2 separate regions of the Homo sapiens genome follow, and region 1 is linked to region 2. A link is a contact called in ENCODE Hi-C or POLR2A ChIA-PET data. All regions are on one chromosome and are shown on one strand. Each heading gives the region's core, a stretch centred on a gene start or an enhancer-like site at or near the end of the contact. The rest is flanking DNA. Distances are from core to core; before and after follow the strand shown.

Evidence for each region. A loop is a pair of places that touch in the nucleus more often than their neighbours do. ChIA-PET counts read pairs that join two places held with the same protein, here RNA polymerase II (POLR2A). Pooled maps may share reads with other maps.
Region 1: a loop to region 2 is called in a map of transverse colon, with 2.9 times the contacts of the local background. The contact joins two enhancer-like sites. A Hi-C loop is called at or near these places in 8 of 168 maps with a recorded cell type or tissue (Right ventricle myocardium inferior, ascending aorta, cardiac septum and 5 more) and 13 of 50 pooled maps. POLR2A ChIA-PET finds 5 or more read pairs at or near these places in 4 of 52 experiments (HEK293T, Panc1, SK-N-SH and 1 more).

What each region holds. Positions count from the first base shown.
Region 1 is chr4:183,978,874-183,986,014 of GRCh38, reverse strand. All of the region lies in intron 1 of STOX2 (storkhead box 2), which reads right to left. Among named protein-coding and RNA genes, the nearest start is that of STOX2, 77 kb to the right of the region's middle. Within about 2 kb of position 1,272, at least 2 of the 41 ENCODE cell types and tissues checked have a DNase peak (open chromatin) inside an H3K27ac peak, as active enhancers do.
Region 2 is chr4:183,874,351-183,881,351 of GRCh38, reverse strand. It overlaps a transcript of STOX2 not described here. Among named protein-coding and RNA genes, the nearest start is that of STOX2, 27 kb to the left of the region's middle. RefSeq lists an enhancer at 2,229-2,981. Within about 2 kb of position 4,736, at least 23 of the 41 ENCODE cell types and tissues checked have a DNase peak (open chromatin) inside an H3K27ac peak, as active enhancers do.

The sequences.
Region 1 (7,141 bases), core at 23-2,522, 110 kb before region 2:
ACCAGCGCCTCCAAACAAAGCCACTCGCCTTTCATCAAACCTCTTTAAGTCTGGCTGTGTTGTTGGATATAAATCCACCCAAACCCATGTAATCCAGCCCATTCCTGTCGGGCGTGGTCTGATCACTGTAAGGTCAGACAGGGTGCCTAATAAGCACACGCACCTTAAGAATGCAATGATGGAAGCATATAACAAATGTATTACAAATTCATATCTAAACAGACATATCTGTAGTCCTGGCAGTGTAAGAGCCTTCTGGGAAGCCCTGGGTCACTGTACCACCTCCTGACAGTTAAAGACACAAGTTTCTTCTATGATCTATGAAAGGTTAAATATGTGGAGAAAGAAAAAAAATCCAAATACTCGAAGGGATGAGAATGTACAAATAAAAATGTAGTCATAATTTCTAATATCCAAGCATGCATGTTTTCATCTATATATGGGCCTAGTATGTCTGTACTTAGAAACTCACATCATCTTCACAAGGACTCTGAAAGTTAAGTACTGGTGTGAGCCCCACTTAAAGAGGGGAACTCTCTTCCTGAAGCTCACAGAGCTGGTGAACGGCAGAGATGGGATTTCAACCCAAGGCAGCTGGCTCTCGAGTCTGTTCTTTCAGCCACTGAAAGTCAATTTTACCTTTTACACGTTTATGTATGCTGTTCTACAGACTTCCTACATGAATCATCTTCAACAACCATTGCTGTTGAAAGTCTGTTCTTTCAACAACACGTGTTACCTCTTGATAATTAAAATAAAAAAGCCACTGTAAACAAAAAAATGTCAAAACCTATATGTCAATTTTTAAATTTAGATTGAACACAATCTGCTTACTTGGCACATGGACCAATGAGGTCAAGGTCACAAGTGGGGTCTCCCGTAGAAGTTGCTTCTGCTGGGGTCTATGACCCCTAACGACTGCCCCTGAGTAGACTTTTATTGAAGGACCATGGAAAAGAATATACACGGTCAGGCAAAACCACCACAAGCTCATCTTGCTGCCCTACCGAGAGTACGGTGGGTTTCATAATGGACACCATTGGCCTCCACTGAGAAACAAAGACAAGAACGGTCTGCTGATGCTTTAAATCTCGGCGTCTGATGGCAAGATGAGCTCAAGAATCACATGCAGCCATCATTAGCAGTCCTCCTCCTGGCCCCGTGCCTCTTACATCTTTGGATAACAGCTTCGGTGTTACAGTAAAGCTTTACGAACATCACACAGAGGACCGCAGAGGTGATTTGCTCAGTTGATGAAGTGTGGGCAGAGGCTGTGCTTGGCACTCGCCTGCGTCCTTGGCAGCAGATTAAATAGCAGCGTCACATAGGGACACGGGGAGGATCTTAATAAACGCTTGATGGCTAATGGTCTCGCATGCTCTTAGAGCTGCTCCACTTGAAAAAGCAGACAGCAATAAATACCATTAAATCAATTAAAAATATTTATCAGGTGCCTAACTGCAAAGTCCTATGGTCAGTTCAGGAATTTAAATTTTAATCTTTAAGGTTGTGTACATATGGAGTATACAAACCTTGGTGCACACTCTCTCATGGACAAATGACATGGTGTCTGCCCTCAAGAAGCTTCAAATGTACTTGAGGAGGTAAGATACTCACATATAAAAAGTGCAAAAATACAAGGCAGTGTATTTCAAAGGGGAGGAACAGGTAACCAGTGCCCCCAAGAATTTTGAAGAAAAGAACCGGGGTCGAAACAGTCAGCAATGGCTTCCACGGAAAGGCCAACTTGTTCTAGAATCTGGACAGGTGAAAGAAAAGAGAAAGCACAGCCCATATGTCATAACATAAGCTCCATGAGCAGGGATACTTTTTGCATGTTTTGTGTTTACAGGTATATCCCTGAAAGTGGCTAGCCAACAGCAGACCCTAAATCTATGCTGAAGGAAGGAGAGGACTGACCTGCAGGGAGGAAGCATGGACAAGGTGTGGAGGTGTGGATGGGAGGGAGGTGGGGATCATAAGGCAGGCAGGCCTGCCTGGGGCTGAGGGTTCATTACTGGGAAGTAGAGGAAGAGAAGGCAAGAGGGGTGGCCCAAGGTCAGATTCAGAACATGGCGCACGGTGGCTCATGCCTGTAATCCCAGCACTTTGGGAGGCAGGAATATCACTTGAGGGCAGGAGTTCAAGGCTGCAGTGAGCTATGATTGCACCACTGCACTTCAGCCTGGGAAAGAGAGCAAGATCCTTCTCTAAAAATTAATCAATTAAAAAAAATTTAAAGAACAGTCTTTAATGGATAGGAAAATGGCCCACTTTATATTTGCAATGAGTTTCACTCAGCATTTGCTAGATGGCCCTTAGTAAGTCTCCTCCCAAAGAAGCCTGACACCTCCATTCTCCAAAAACATTTATAAGCTCATGGCAACTCCCAGGAGGGAAGGGATGCTGACAATATGGTCAGACGCGGCTTCCCCCAGGGACTTCTTGGACTCCTATCACAACTCAGAAGTCTGCGGTGTCAAGATTCTCTTCCTTTTTCAAGACTGCACCAGTCGGGGAGAAAACAATCCTAGTCTGTGACAATATTCCACTAAACCTCCTTTCGACTCAAAACACACTTATAAAACACAGCACGTGAGATCCTAGCATGTGGCTGAGGTCACAGTAACGATGAATGAGTACCGCTCCTATATTCATTGTTCAACATCAGCATCTATGTCATTCAAGGCAAAGAGGGAAAGAGGACCAGGAGAGCAAAGAAAGATGGTTATTTCTGATATGAGAAAAGCGCCATCAAGGAAGCATGGAGGGAACTGAGAGGTGCTTCAGGAAGGAAGAGGCACTGAGGCAGCCACACAGGATGGGCGAGTAAAGGGGTGGGGAGAGGCAAGATGAGAGTGTCTTTCCAGGCAGCAAGGCAGTATGAACAGAGACGATGTGGTTAGACAGTCTAAGATGTTTTGGAGAATGGCTGGTGGTAGATTCAGCATGGCTGGGTTGGAGGGATCTATGAAGGAGATTGGTAGCAACAAGGCCAAAGAGTCAGTCAGGCTGGGATAAAGATAACATTAAATACCTGGAGAATGGCATTAAAGGTTTCTACAGGGGAGATGTTCCTCATGCTGAATGTTTAGGTTATGCAGGCAACAGGGTATAGGATGCATCCAAAGGAAAAGATAATTACTGAGGCAAGGTAAAAGCCTACTGTGAGAGAGTGAACAAAATGTAAAGAGTGCTTAACCAGGGAACAGAGAGAAGCAGAGAGACGTGAGATAACTTTTCTGTTTCACAAAAGTACTATCCAACATTTCCAACATGAAATACTGCAATGCTATCAGAAATGCATGAGTTTCACAACGCACCTAACACTACCTCCCCAGAATCTATCGAAAAGACTATCTGTGCTATAGCAGTAGCCTGACATTTGGAGTAGTGCCCAGGGTAGAATACTAGCACAAACTGAGAAATAAAGGGAAGAGGAGAAATTCTCTAAACAAAAACCCTGGGCACCAATAACAGATTATACTTTCTTAGTTGCATAAAATTGATTTTTTTAAAAAAAGACACAAATTAAAAACTCAACAAAAGCAGTTTGGAAAACAGAAAGTTCCTACATTTTTAGGGCCTTTATAGCCCAGGATTGACTAAGTGGTGGAAGAAACCATTTCAATTAAATTGGGTAAGATTTCCTTGCACTGTATATGTAAGGAAACGAAATACTTTTAAAAAATACACTTGGTGTTCTTACAAGTATTAGAGAGCAACACTATGAACATGAAGTGAAGAACATGGCTATTCTGTTACTTAAATTCTCAAAAGTCAATTCTCATAGGATTGGGAATACTGAATAAGTGCAGGTAAGAGCTGGAGGAGACACAGAAAAACATCTAGTACATCATCACTTAATCGTATATAATCCTAGAGCCCAAAGTGGGAAGGTGACTTGCCCAGGTTGCAAAGATTTACTAGCAAAACCAGAACTAGCACTCAGGTCCCCTGATTCTCAGTGCAGGTGTCCCTCCATTACTCCACAACACCTTGTAAAATATATCGAAAGAAAAGTCAACTGTAAGGCTTTTCCAGATGCACTTTGCGTTTTGTTGTTTTGTTTTGTTTGAGACAGAGTCTCACTCTGTTGCCCAGGCTGGGGTGCACTGGTGCAATCTTGGCTCACTGCACCCTCTCTACCTCCTGGGTTCGAGTGATTCCCCTGCCTCGGCCTCCCAAAGTGCTGCGATTACAGACGTCAGCCACTGCGCCCAGCCGCAGGTGCACTTTGGATAAAAAATTACAAATGAAGTATGCAGATATCTAATTTTTTCCATACCACATTGTGGTATAAACTATTTTTCTGCCCTAAGTTGTTCTAATCAATATCTAAAGAAGACACGTAAGGAAAAGATGAAAGTAAAACGAGGAAAAACTGAGGAGCTTATGATTTTTCAGTTAAAAAGCCAGATTCTAAATTTGTTGTTTTAACATTAAACAATAAGAAAACGATGAGACAGCACAGAAAAACGAAGTGTTGCCCTTCTCCATTACAATTTTATTACACAGCATTTGGATTTACAGACTATTTATTTCCAACCGACTGGGTTAAAACATGCCTGAGTGTATCTCAGACGTTTCTATCTCGTATCTAGTATTTAAACTGCAGAGAATAATGATGGAGGCCCACAGAAGCCCCCAATATGCAGAGGAAAAACAATTAGATTCTACTGTGAAGACGCCCTGAAATTCATACAGTCTATGCATTCTACTCTGTAATAGAACCCTGATTGTCCTAATAACAAAAGTTTAAAACTTTGTTTACAATGAACACCATTCAATATTACTTTCCCAAATTTACAAGTGAACTGACCCTTTAGGGAGACCATCCACATTCATCTTGAGGATGTATAAACCTGCCAGTGTATGGCCCCAATCCCTTGGGACAAATATGCCCCCAATTTGGGAAACAACAACTACATCTAAAAATACGCCCTAAAAATGGTATTTCCCAATTAGTTTTCAAAACTATCATCAGTATTTCTGTTGCTTTAAACATATACTGCTATTGAGTCCTAGAGCTCTTTTAGCTGGAATTAGTTATAAGGTCAAAGAGCTGAGAAACTGAGTGACTTTGTCCCTGGCTTATTTAATTAGAACTGAGTTATCCTCTCTGTGGGTTGCATTCCTTCCCTGCAAGATGGAATTGGGAAAAAAATATGAAGGTGGCAAAGACTGCCATATTTTTACAAAGCAGACATAGCAATAGAATCAACCTCTGACCTCAAGGTGCTTCCAATTAACTGAGGAATGAAAAGTAAACATACATGAAAAGAAAGTATCACCATACTTCTAAAAAAAAAAAACTATGAATAAGAAGGAAAAAAAATTCGCTCCAAACTAAGTCCAGACGGAGTGTAAAGTAAAGAAATACTGGCCAAACATTCTCATCACAAAGCTGAACTCAGCATGACCAGGCTGAATTTGTACTTCTCACAGTCCCCAGTTGAACCAGTTGGAAGGGGCACACCACAATGGAACACCCAGTTCAGGGAGGTTTGCAGGGACCTTCCAAGGGCTGCTTTCCCGACACCTCCGTATCCGGGGACAGACTCCTAATGTCCACCTCTATCCCTACTGACAAGAATGACAACAGTATCCGGACTGTTGTGTTCGCCTGGTGAAAGTATAGTTATTTTCAGCACGCAAAAACAATCCAATATTCGCTGGCTTAAAAGTAAACATTATTTGGGCTTTGCTCTCCTCTACACCTTTCGTATCACAGCCATAAACTTCTACTCTCCTACTAACATCTTTAATGTACATTAGCCTCATCCTCAGTATCACCTCCCTATATCACCTCATGGAAGTTGGATCATGCATTTTTGTTTATAAAGCTAGAAAATGTCATAAAATCCTGATGTAAAAAAGTAAAAACTAGTCATAATTTCTTTTATCTCTCTGAATGAATAAAAATAACATAATTTGTTTTCTAAGATCACAGTGATTATACAATTATCTATATTTGTGCTGTCAAATAGAGTAGCTACTAGGCATGTGTGGCTATTTAATTATAAGTTAATCTAAATTAAATAAAATTAAAATATTAGTTCCTCAGGAATAATACTGGCCAAACATTCTCATCACAAAGGTGAACTCGGCATGACCGGGCCTAAAATATTAGTTCCCGAGGAACTAACATAAGACCTGAAATATAAGACCTAACAATATATTTAGAATCTGGATTTTTAACTAAAAAATCATAAGCTCTCAGTTTTTCTCCTTTTACTTTCATCTTTTCCTTCCTTGTCTTCTTAGGACATTGATTAGAAGAACTTAGGGCAGAAAAAGTTTATGTCATAGTGTCGTATGGAACTTTCTGAGGAACTAATATTTAATTTTATTTAATTTAAATTAACTGAAAATTAGGAACTAATACTGTTAGTTCCTAATAACATTTAAAATAATAATAAAATATTATTTCAAGTGCTCAATAGCTACATGTAGCTAGTATTTACAATGCTGGACAGAGCAGATACAGAACATTTTCATCATCTCAGAAAATTATACTGGACAGTACTGATCTGGTTAATCAATAGGCAATCACAAGAATATCAGTGATATGGTTTGGATCAGTGTCCCTGCACAAATCTCATGTCAAATTGTAATGAATTCCCAGTGTTGGAGGTGGGGCCTGGTGGGAGGTGACTGGAGCATAGGGGTGGAGTTCTCATGAATGAGTTAACACCATCTCCTCGGTACCGTTCTTGTGACAGTGAGTGAGTGAGTTATTCTGAGATCTGGTTGTTTAACAGTGTGTAGCACCTAGCCCGCCCCCCGACCTTTTTGTTTCTCCTGCTCTGGCCATCCAACAATGCTGGCTCCCTCTTTGCCTTCTGCCATGACTGTAAGTTCCCTGAGGTCTCACCAGAACCAGATCCTGCCATGCTTCCTCTACAGCCTGCAGAGTCACAAGCCAATTAAATCTCTTTTCTTTATAAATCACCCAGTCTCAGGTATTTCTTTATAGCAATGTGAGAACAGAATAATAAAATCGGGTACCATTCACTTTTGCCAAGAAAACTCATATTTTTAACATAATTTTGAAAATTAACATATACAAAATTGAGGCCTCTTTTGATGTACAGATTCTGTAAGTTTTAACACATGTGTAGATTTGCCTCCTTGCCAT
Region 2 (7,001 bases), core at 3,487-5,986:
TTTTTGTATTTTTAGTAGTGACGGGGTTTCACCATGTTGGCCAGGATGGTCTCGAACTCCTGACCTCGGGATCCGCCCACCTCAGCCTCCCAAAGTGCTGGAATTATAGGTGTGAGCCACTGCACTCAGCCAGCCTTTTATTGTTCTCCACGACTGGGACTAAGATTTCCTCACCTCTTGATGGTGTGGCTGCACCTCTTTCCTAGACAATCTCTGAGCTTGCGAGTAACTTCAGCAGCCCTTGGGGAATTCAGAAAAGGCAATTTACTTCAGTCTCATTGAAGGCAGAAAGGCTCTTGAAGAGACCTGTACCACCCTACAGCTCTGTTGATTATATTTAGAGAATGTTTTCACTCTTCTTCCCACAGCCAATGAGACAGACGTTAACAGCTTCACACAATGGTCTAAATTTTAACTCTCCAACAATCACGTGTATTTCTTGAAAAAATTTCCTCCTTAGAGTCTGTACACAGGTGAAAAAAAAAATCCTGTTCAGAAGTAAGTTATCAAACAGGCAAAAATATTACCCCACAATGTTCTTTATCTGTCCAAGGTAAAATGCTAAAATTTCATGTTGGTTGTTCAAATTGTAAAATGAGAGGAAAACATCTAACAGAGACATTGTCAAGGCTTTCTGCTGTCTCTTTCACAAACTTTGCTGGCTCCATCTTTTTCTCTTCATCTCTCATTTTATCAGACGAAGGCCCCAAGTTAATTCTAACCTAAACATTTTAGTGCCATCTTTTCTGTTCTCCTAGTCTCCAAACATACTTTTTCTGGACATGTTGAATGTAGATGAAAAAATTATCTTTATCTCTGATCTGGCTGTGACATTCTCTTCTTAAAATTCTAACAGTAGCTTTCAATCAATCGTTCTGCAAAATTCACAGTTTTTCTCCTCCATGAAAAGACTTCTGGCTTGTTTGATCAGTTGGTTGGTTGGTTGATTGGTTTATACCTGGATACTTTAGAATCAAATCGTCTAATAACTGAAAAAGAAGACTTTTAAATCTGAAGATTTTTAAATCCATCTGCTCCTGCACTCACAGTATATGGATAAAGAAACTCAGCAGGGTACGGTGGCTCATGCCTGTAATCACAGCACTTTGGGAGGCCAAGGCGGGCGGATCACCTGAGGTCAGGAGTTCGAGACCAGCCTGGCCAACATACAGTGATACCCCGTCTCTACTTAAAAAAATACAAAAATTAGCTGGGCATGGTGGTGCATGCCTGTAGTCCCAGCTACTTGGGAAGCTGAGGTGGGAGAATCGCTTGAACCCGGGAAGCGGAGGTTGCAGTGAGCCAAGATCATGCAACTCTGGGCAACAGAGCGAGATTCCGTCTCTAAAAAAACAGAAAAAAGAAAAGAAACTGAGGCACCAAATTCCTTTCCTAAGGCTGTAGCTAGTTAGCAGCACCAAGTGGACTAGGCCCTAGGTCTCTGACTTCCGACGTGGTACGATTTGCACCATGTCGTACTATCGCCTCTCATTGCCATGCGCCATCCCCCCACGTTCTTCTCAAGTACACCCCACCCCTCTTCCCTGTATTTAGCATCCTGCTCCCATCCCCCAAGCCTCCTCCAAAGCTGGCCATAGACCCAACAGGTTCCCACTAACCCTTCCTTCCACTCATCAGCAGCAAATCAACTATGCCACTTGAGCCCCCTAAATCTGGGCTCCAGATTTCTCCAAGAAATTAATAGATGGAGTTGTCCGTGGAGAAATGGTGAAAGGTGCCACACCAACGCGAGGCATCTGACATTGCCAGGGACAGAAGAGATCATGGAGATGCGGCTCACTTAACTTACGGCTACACAAGCCTACCTGATGTTAGGGCCCATGAGAAGAGAAAGTCACTCACTGTATCCCAGCGCCCAGCCGCATTGTGAACTCGTGCGATGCACAAACACCCGAGAAACTATTCATTGCCGGAGCTCTGTGGTTTCCTCCAGAGTGAGGCCAGCATAGAGCCACCGTGTGCTTCTGTTTTTGCTCCGTGAGGACACTGCACAAATATGTCCATGCTTGATGTATGGGCCGAGAGCAGAAAGGCGTACAAGGGATGTGTGTAGGGCTCATGGAGGTGAAGAAGGATGAGATGGTGAGAGAGAGGGTGGCAGTGAGCCCGGGGACATGCCTTCGCGAGGCTGGCCTGAGGCTGCCTGGGGTCTCTACACATAATTCTCACCAACTCCTTCACCCCATACACACGTCTAATCTTCAAACACTAAAATAATAACAAACACAGATAATTTGGGAGAGATTTATGGCTCTTGATCTTTTACAGAAACAGGCTGTGGGCACATGAAATTGATCTGTAAGTGCCAAGTCCTTTCATTACTGTGGCTGTTCTTTTTTAATAACAGACACCATTGTGCAGATTTCAAAATAGTTTAGACCTAAAAAAAAAAAAAAACTATCCATGAGTAAAGAACAATTCTAGAGAGCAGAGCTTTCACTGTAAATCTTTAGGGAAAAGAAAAAGAAAACAAAATAGAAAAACTCAGCTCACCCCTTACGGGCCATCCTTTGTGCTCCTAATCTCAATACAAAGGTTAGGATTAAAAGCATTGGCATTAAAATAGCCTGCAGTTTCTGCTTTGAAGTCTAATGATGACAATAGCTAAAATCTTTGACAACTTTTGAGAAGGCAGAGTCCTTCAAAGTCCTTTGAAATGTTAAATACTAAATTGAAGAGGTCGTTATACAGAAAATTTTTTCATTAAAGGTGCACAATGAACATGCTTTTTAGATTCACACTCATTTGGTTTTCTTTCAACACCAAGATTGCATGTATGTTCTCAATTTGCTATTGTCTGTAATTCTAATTCCAAATCAAAATCAGGACCCAACTTGCTGGATTAAACCCAGAAAACGACTGTTAAAACAGAATAATTGGTCCTTATGAAGTGACAAATATTTCTTATTTTGTAGCTGCTTTTCCGTGGCCAAAACCACCAATGAAAGCTTAAGTAATAGCTGTTTCAAAAAACACCAAAAAACAAAACATAATGAATAAACTTGGAGCAGCATTACAAGGCCTGCATTTTAGTTTTTCTTATTCCTGGGAATTCTACAAATGGCACCTTTACCAGGCAGGTTCACTGAATCTAAAAATGTCTCCAGCAAGGGCAGGCCATGGCAGAGTTGTATAAATGAAGCTTGCACTGGACAAGCTCTTCTTAGATCTCCTGGGTGCAAATCACAGCTCTTTCCTCTCCTAGCAAGCAAGTGGCCTTGGATGGTTCCTCAAGCTTTCTGCAACTCAGTTTCCAGGTCTAAAAACTTCAAGTGATAATTCTTACCTCAAGATACTGTTGTCAGGGCTTAATAGGATAAATTATGTGAAAGTGTGGCATAAGCCAGGTACTGTGGCTCACACCTGTAATCCCAGCACTTTGGGAGGCCGAGGAAGGCAGATTACTTGGGGTCAAGAGTTCAAGACCAGCCTGGCCAACAGGGTGAGACCCCGTCTCTACTAAAAGTAAAAAGAAAAAAAAAATTAGTCAGGTGTGGTGGCAGGCACCTGTAGTCCCAGCTACTTGGGAGGCTGAGGCACGAGAATCACTTGAGCTCAGGAGGTAGAGGTTGCAGTAAGCCAAGATCGCCCCACTGTACTCCAGCCTGGGAGACAGAGCGAGATTCCTTCTCAAAAACACAGCAGCAGCAGCAGCAGCAGCGGAAGTGCGGCATGAGGCAGGTGCTTAAAATTCTTAATAAAGTTAATAACGCTTTATCCTCAACCAGAAACTCAAAGCTTCCATGCGTCCCACTCCACTGTGCAGAGCACGCATACAGAGCATGCAAAACGGCTCTGCAACAAAGTTACAGACCCTATTTTCTCCCTTGGTCAAAAGTAATCTCTATATGCTCTGATCCATTGATTCTTTTGGTCAGTGAATTAACCTGAAAACCAGATTCATGCTAACATACTGGCTGGTGTTCATGTTTCCCCTACTCCAAAACATTTTAGCATCATCTTTCTGGAAATGTTTGGGATCTGGTTAAAATGCAGATCCTGTAGGTCTGTGTGCGGACCCGAGATTCTTCATTTCTCTTGAGCTCAAAGGAGATGCTGACGTGCTGGTCCCCAGACCATACGCTTTGAGTAGCAGGACTTTAGTTCAGGGGATAGCAAGAATCAGAGACTCACAGAACTTAGAGCTAAAAGAGATTGTTTTTATCCCAAAGATGGAAGACTCAGCAAATTCTGCCCACATATAATTTTTTTAGTTTTGGTCCTCATCATATTTTTTGAAATTGGGTAAGTTTTACAGATTTATAGCATTAAAAAAACCCAAAAAACACAGTCTCATAGTATGGGCCTTTTTTCCTGAAGCCGAGTGGTGGCCCTATAGAGGGGCCACACATTCTCCAAGACCCTCCCCAACACAAAGACTGAACGGCACGGCCATGTTCCAGGATGCAGGAACTACTGTCAACCGTTCTCAGTCTAGAAAACGCTTCTCCATTCGCACTCACAATGGAACTCACAGGGCTTTGTGCACGTTTCAAGAAACGTCAGAATAGAATGCCCGCTTGGCCCACTTCACTGGTTTACATGACCTTCCTGGCAACCCCACTCGCTCTGCAGACAAGAAAGTGGGAGGCGCAGCCGTGAACGACTTGGCTCAGGCCACAGGGCTGGGCAGCAGAGAGGAGGGGAGGTGCTGGGTCCCCTACGGGACAATGAGAACTACTGACAGCTCAGCAGGCACCCTGAGCGGCTGCCTCCATACAGGTGGGGCCTCAGCACCTTTCAAACCACTGGCGCTGGCAACCTCTCCTTGCCATCCCGGCTCAACATGACTAACTACTTTCACTTTTAAAAACCTCCTTTCTGGTGCAGTTCCATGTCTGGTTATTAATACCATAAACAAGGAATACCAAGAAGCCTATCCGTCATCCACTTACGTCATCCACTTATCTGACCTCCTGGTCAGAGCCAACCAGGAGGCTGAGCCAAAGCTGGCATCTCCCCCAAAGGAAAGGAGCCCAGGCCTCCCGGGCCTGCTGCACACTCTCTGGAAAGCCATTACGCACAGCCTTTGCAGTCTGGGAGGCTGCCAAGAGCTTGGGACCTGGCCAAGTCAGGGGTAATGCATCAGACCGCCTGGGAGTCGCCCCTTGAAGTTCAAATTGTAGACAGTCTCTGTCAGAGAACTGTGTGGGCCAGACACAGGGTTCAGGTGTCTGCAAGACGCAGAGCTTGGGTCATCAAGAGATCTGCACCTCTTGGAGAACTCATGGGGATCAAGGTGAACATAGGCAACATGCACCTGCAACAATTCTAGCTGATATGGGGCCTCTGGTCAACAGTATCTAAAGTATTCATGTGGCCAGGTGCAGTGGCTCACACCTGTAATCCCAGCATTTTGGGAGGCTGAGGCAGGAGGATCACTCCTCCCTGGATGGACCTGAGCAACATAGTAAGACCCCATCTTTACAAATAAATTTTTAAAAAATTAGCCCAGCGTGGTGGCATGTATCTGTGGTCACAGCTGCTCGGGAAGCTGAGATGGGAGGATCGCTTGAGCCTGGGCGGTCAAGGCTGCAGTGGGCCACCATCATGGCACTTGACTCCTGCCTGTCTCCAATAATAGCAACAACAATAATGATAAAAGTACTCATGTGAGACTAAAACGAGCGGAGCTCATCCTCTCAAGACCCAGGTTTTAAGTATACCCTCCTCTTCCATCCTTCTTTGACAAAACACAGGCTGCCACTCAATTTTCTTAGAGGGCTTTGCAAAGGAGACACCAGCTACTGCTGCATGAAAGGAGGAGGCTGCAAAGCCCGCTCCACCAGGCCTCGGGCTCCCACACAGTGAGAGGGAGCCCTCCAGGGAACACAGTCCCGACTATCACAGGCTCCTCCATAAAATGGGAGGCTTCGCCTGGGGCAAACACAGACTCTCCCTAGAAAAGCCACTGGCCTCTGCGGAAGTGCTATCAATAAGGAACAGAAAACAAAACCACAATTGCCTCCTTCCCCTGCCCCATCTTCTAAAACCCCAGCCAAGGTATTCACCACCACCTACCATGAAAGCCTTGAGGAAGCGGAGGGAAGGGAGAGAAAGAAGGACTTTCCTTATTTTAAGAGAATAAAGACAAGAAGAGAAATTTAGAACTCAGTTTCTCCACAGTCCCCATCACCCTGTAATAATATGGGCATTGTTGGTGACTACTTGAGACAAATGTTGGTCAGGGAAAGAGGCAGCCCAGGGCCACTAAGTCTGCAGACAGTGGAAGGACAGGAGCTCTTGAGATGTATGTGACTCTGTTCTTGAGAAATCACAGAAACCAAAGCTATCCCACAACATGTAAACTTAATTCACACTGCAAAATTCTAAGTTTTATATATATATATATATATATATATATATATATATATATATTTTTTTTTTTTTTTTTTTTTTTTTTTTTTGAGGCGGAGTCTCGCCATCGCCCAGGCTGGAGTGCAGTGGCATGATCTTGGCTCACTGCAAGCTCCGCCTCCTGGGTTCACGCCATTCTCCTGCCTCAGCCTCCCGCGTAGCTGGGACTACAGGCGCCTGCCAGCTCGCCCGGCTAATTTTTTGTATTTTTACTAGAGACGGGGTTTCACCGTGTTAGCCAGGATGGTCTCGATCTCCTGACCTCGTGATCCGCCCGCCTCGGCCTCCCAAAGTGTTGGGATTACAGGCGTGAGCCACCGCGCCCGGCCAATATATATATATAGTCTCTGCATATATAAGTGCCCTGTTCTACAGATCAAGAACAAAAATGCTATTAGAAAGAGTTCTGTATAATTGCTTAGAATAATAAGTACATTTTAAAATACACAACAAAGGTAAAAGCTCATTAATAATCTTCAGTCCTCCTGAGACTCTGAGCTTTCCAGGAGTCAATCAAATATTGCAGTTGCTTAAAGAGAACCTCTGTAAACCTAAGGACTGTCCTCCTTCTCTAAAAGGGAGCAAATACAAAGAGACTTTCTTATTCAGTTATGACTGCAGGG